2 separate regions of the Homo sapiens genome follow, and region 1 is linked to region 2. Evidence: read pairs that join two places in POLR2A ChIA-PET (ENCODE). Cell type or tissue: PC-9. All regions are shown on one strand. Region 1 overlaps NCOR1 (nuclear receptor corepressor 1). Region 2 overlaps NCOR1 (nuclear receptor corepressor 1).

Region 1 (2,500 bases), 91 kb after region 2:
ATCAGCTAATGATTAGACAGACATTTCCTTAAATGTCTAAAATCAGTAAAATCAGCCTTTGCTGAGGGGTGCTCTTTATGTGTTGGGCACTTAACAGCTTTGCCTTAGTCTTTACTTCCTGGCGTGCAGAGCCTTAAGGGCAGCCTAAGTTGAGAGCAGTGGGGCCTTCCCATGTCTTTCCTAGGCATATTCATAGCCTTGCACATGCATGTAGCATTCTAGGTTCTAGGGAATATGTTGGAGTTTTTCAGACCCCATGAACATCTCATTCCCTGGCTTTTCCTTTTAAGTGTTTTGGTTAGCCTGTTGTTTACCCTGGCTGTTATCTACTGTCTCAGGCAGTGGAGAAGTTAATCAGTTGCCTCTGATTGTTTTTGACAAGTCTGCACCTCCTCTCCCACTCCAGTCAGGTCAAATAAAGACAGCTTTGTGAATGGAGTCTCCCAGAGAACCAACAGAGAAGTCAAACAATGACAGTTATCTGGGAATGAGGCTTTTAAGGAGCTCCATCCTTGCTCTTTCCCTTCTAGTGGCTGCCAGGCAGCCACCATAGGTTTGCACTATGATTGAGTGCTTTTGGTTTTCAACACTTCCATAGAGTTTGATCAGGAGAATGAGAATGGAACAAGTTAAAATGCCACAAAGCCCATTGTTTTTACCTGTTTTTACCTAGATTCAGCTTTTTTTTTTTTTTTTAAATAAATATTTCCAGATTTCTACAAGCCTTTGGTTAATTTCCAGGGTTCTTTAAAAGTCGATTCTTACATTGCTTGAGACTGGGAGGCGGAGGTTGCAGTGAGCCGAGATTGCTCCACTGCACTCCAGCCTGGGTGATAGAGCAAATCTCTGTCTCAAAAAAAAAAACAAAAAGAAAACAAAAAAAACAAAAGAAAAGAAAAGAAAAAAAAAGGTTGATTCTTAAAATTTTTCCAGGTTTTCTTGTTGCTTTTATGGAAGAGAGTTTTTGGAAGTCCTTATTACTTTGCTGTATTTGCTGATACCACTCTCCATAGCATTTTTAGTCGGAATGAATATTAATAATAGTAGCTTACATTTTGATTGCAACATATAAGTGCTTTATTTATGTAATTTATTAATAGTAAATACTATTTACATGTAATGTATGGTAATTTTAGAAGACATATCCTACTCCCTTTAAAATTTTTTTTATATTTAAGCAATCTACGATGAAGATTTTCTTGCTTTACAAAAACTATTCTTGGTTTTGGGTAGAAGGGGTATAATTTTTTTTTTTTTTAAACAGAAATGGGAATGCTGACTTTGTGAAATTGACCTTGTGAAAAAAACAATGTTTGCTTAATCTTTAAATTTTTTTTTGTTTTTTTCTTAGGGAACACCAGGCACTTATTTGACTTCTCATAATCAGGCTTCCTACACTCAAGAAACACCCAAGCCGTCAGTGGGATCTATCTCTCTTGGACTGCCACGGCAACAGGAATCTGCCAAATCAGGTCAGTGAGTTAATACAGTCATAATGCATCTACGTTTGTAGCATCACAGCCAGTAATTTAGTACTGGATTGTTTCATGTTTCTCTGCCTTTCCACAGCTACTTTGCCCTACATCAAGCAGGAAGAATTTTCTCCCCGAAGCCAAAACTCACAACCTGAGGGTCTGTTGGTCAGGGCCCAACATGAAGGTGTAGTCAGAGGTAAAATATGCTGGTTGGCAGAAATGTTAAACTTTTGTCCCCAATAAATTTATTAAAGTAAGTTATTAATATATTTTAATGATGGGCTTTTTTAACTATAGTCTTTAAATTCTAAATTTGTTTTCTTTCCATGTAAAAGTCATTTTAAAACCTTGAAGTTCCATGTTTCAGCAGTTCTTTAGTATTATTTTGGAAGTACATTTTAATAAAACAAACATGATGGGTTTTGTGCTGCTTTTTTCTTTTCTTCTTAGTTGAGTACTCTCCCAAGTAGGGGCTGTTTTTTTATGTTTTGGGGCAGGGGCTGGGGGTGTAATTTGCTAATAGCTTTGTTTGTATTCAGGTACCGCAGGAGCCATACAAGAAGGAAGTATAACTCGGGGAACTCCAACCAGCAAAATTTCAGTGGAGAGCATTCCATCCCTACGGGGCTCTATCACTCAGGTTAGTCACGATCATCTCTGATATACTCAACAGAAGCTCAGGAAAAAATGATAAATAATTCTTAGCACTTTGGCTATTTTGTGGCTTAAGTTCATTTTTCTGCATTATGGGACTGGGTCTCATAACCTAGATCTGCAAACTGTCTCCACAGAGACGTTAATGTGATCATTTTGACTACAAGCTATATTATGAATACTTTGGTTCATTTGAAAAGGTCACTTATTTGCAAACTGGAAAAAGAAATATGTTCTAATTGATGCAGCTCTTATTGTCTTCCTGGAAAAGCTTTTACCATGTGTTTAGCCTAAATAGAAATTGAGAAGAAAATCATTACGAATTATTTGCTTACTTTTGCCCTGGTGGAGATGTAGTTGTAGAATCTCAG
Region 2 (2,500 bases):
TTTCATTGTCTGTCCTCAATATGAAACCCAGCAATTCTGTTTTCAATGAAATATTGCTTTGCAAAGCATTAGTTTACAGGTTGGCCATGAGATACAATATCACCTCTGTAAACACCTGGTAGAAAATGAAAAGTCAACTTAATGAGCACTCACGAGCAGGACTCAACAATACATCCTGTAAAGAAATGAAAGATTCTGATCTTCAAGTCATGTATTTAGGGAAGCTAGACAGAATACATGTTTTTGGGGCCAGGATGATGTTTTAGAAGCAATGTTGGATTTCTCCTCAAGAGACTTGTCTTTAAGACTGAATGGTACCTCATAAGTGAAGTCATTTCTCTTTCTTTGTAGCAATAGCTGGGAGATTTTTATTTCTTGCTTGTTTTTATTATTGGTTGAAAAATGGTGGCTCTTCTGGTTTATATTATCCCAAATTTAATTATTATGGCATTTTAACATTTAAAAATATTAGTTTATAGATATTCTTCAGCAACTAAACTTTCTGCAAATGTTCTGTTTTGTCTTTCACTTCTAGATTAGTTTTTAATCCTCCCCCCAAACCTTTTTTTTTTGTTTTAAGACGGAGTCTCACATTGTTGCCCAGGCTGGAGTGCAGTGGCATGATCTCAGCTCACTGCAACCTCCACCTCCCAGGTTCAAGCAATTCTCCTGCCTCAGCCTCCCGAGTAGCTGGGATTACAGGCGCCCACTGCCACGCCCAGCTAATTCAAACCTTTTTTAAAAATTAGACTAGAAGTTTAATGGTACTATAGTGAGGTATATATTCTTTGGGGGTGGGAACAGAAGGGGTACGGATTCACTTTGAATGTAAGCATGACTTTTTCATTTGTTATTTCAAAGTCTAACCAGGGATGTTACCAGGGAGTTGTACATCACTTACAAATTTTCAAGTGTTTATTTTCTTTGTATGTATTAGGCCTCAAGAAAGGAGAACTAGTTATGAACCGTTTCATCCAGGCCCATCCCCAGTGGATCATGATTCACTGGAATCGAAGCGACCACGTCTGGAACAGGTTTCTGATTCTCATTTTCAGCGTGTCAGTGCTGCGGTTTTGCCTTTAGTGCACCCGCTGCCAGAAGGGCTGAGGGCTTCTGCAGATGCTAAGAAGGTAAATATTTGTTCTCTTACCCTGTAGAGTTGTAGGTTTGTAATGTTTATTTAGTTATACTCATGCATAGCACCTCAAAGAAAGTCCAGTTACACCAGTCTCTAAAGGTTAGTGGTATGGGAAAGTAAAAATTTTGTTAAACAAAACTAGAAACCACAGATGAGTGCTCCAGACTGCTAAAGTGAGCACTTTTGCCTTTTCGGTAAGTGAAAACAGTCCAAGAAGACTGCTCCCATAAAGAAGAATTTCTATTAAATAATGCTCAAGCATTTTTTTACTGGCTTGCTGGCTATAAAATGTGGTCAGAGGTACTCAAGACTACTAGTTTTGTTAAATCTTAATTAAATTTTAAACAAGTCCCTTAAATTTAGTAGCAGTTTATTAACTGCTATATGGGAGAAAACACATCCAGGTAAGGTTGAATTGTGCATATAAGTTCTATACAAAAGAAAATTGTTCCTAATTTATGTAAGTAATACATACTTATAGAAAACTGGGAAAATAAAGAGGAAAAAAGTTACCTGTAATCCTGTAACTTGGAGATAACGACCCTCCCCCAGTTTTATTGTGGAATAAAAATTGTGTATATTTATGGTGATATTTATATTTATGATGATATTTATACAGTGTGATATTTTGATGTATGTATACATTGGGAAACACATCAAGCTAATTAACATATTCATCACCTCACATAGTTTTTTTTTGGTGGTAAGAACATTTAAAATCCACTCGTAGCAATTTTTAAATATATAATACATATTATTAGCTATAGTTGCCATGCTGTACAAAGATAAGTTTTAATATTTAGCTATATTTTGTGACATTTCAAACAATGCGAGTTCTATTAAGAACTTTCCCCATGCACTTATTTTTATTTACCCATCTTTTGTGAAATGTTTGCTCATGTAGTATGTCCTTGTTTTATTGCTATGTTTACCTTTTTCTTTTTTTTTTTTTTTGAGATGGAGTCTCGCTCTGTACCCCAGGCTGGAGTGCAGTGGCGCGATCTTGGCTCACTGCAATCTCCGCCTCCCGGGTCCTGGTTCAAGCAATTTTCCTGCTTCAGCCTCCCGAGTAGCTGGGATTACAGGGACGCACCACCATGCCCAGCTAATTTTTGTATTTTTAGTAGAGACAGGGTTTCACCGTGTTGGCCAGGCTGGTCTCTTGAACTCCTGACCTCGTGATCTGCCCACCTCGGCCTCCCAAAGTGCTGGGATTACAGGCATGAGCCACTGTGCCGGGCCTATGTTTACCTTTTTCAACTCTGCTTTGCTTATTATTAATTCTGCAGATTAGGAAGTGCCTGACACTTAGTAGATACAGAATAAATATTTGTCATAGAAAGAATAAATTAATTTTAAAAA

What was found. Peaks named below come from ENCODE experiments on the same cell type or tissue, not always from the same donor. Only the 100,000 strongest peaks of a DNase experiment are listed, where the experiment ranks them.
Region 1: POLR2A ChIA-PET joins it to region 2 with 6 read pairs; 2 of 35 experiments call an interaction of 5 or more read pairs at or near these places.

Annotation. Positions count from the first base shown.
Region 1 is chr17:16,079,579-16,082,078 of GRCh38, reverse strand. NCOR1 (nuclear receptor corepressor 1) reads left to right here. Exons shown (of 46, transcript NM_006311.4): 24 at 1,352-1,472; 25 at 1,570-1,671; 26 at 2,015-2,115. Among named protein-coding and RNA genes, the nearest start is that of SNORD163, 72 kb to the left of the region's middle. In PC-9, no CTCF peak of the experiment used is centred here; no DNase peak of the experiment used is centred here.
Region 2 is chr17:16,170,433-16,172,932 of GRCh38, reverse strand. NCOR1 (nuclear receptor corepressor 1) reads left to right here. Exons shown (of 46, transcript NM_006311.4): 4 at 938-1,130. Among named protein-coding and RNA genes, the nearest start is that of SNORD163, 18 kb to the right of the region's middle. In PC-9, no CTCF peak of the experiment used is centred here; a DNase peak (open chromatin) is centred at 1,122; H3K27ac peaks cover 1,069 bases.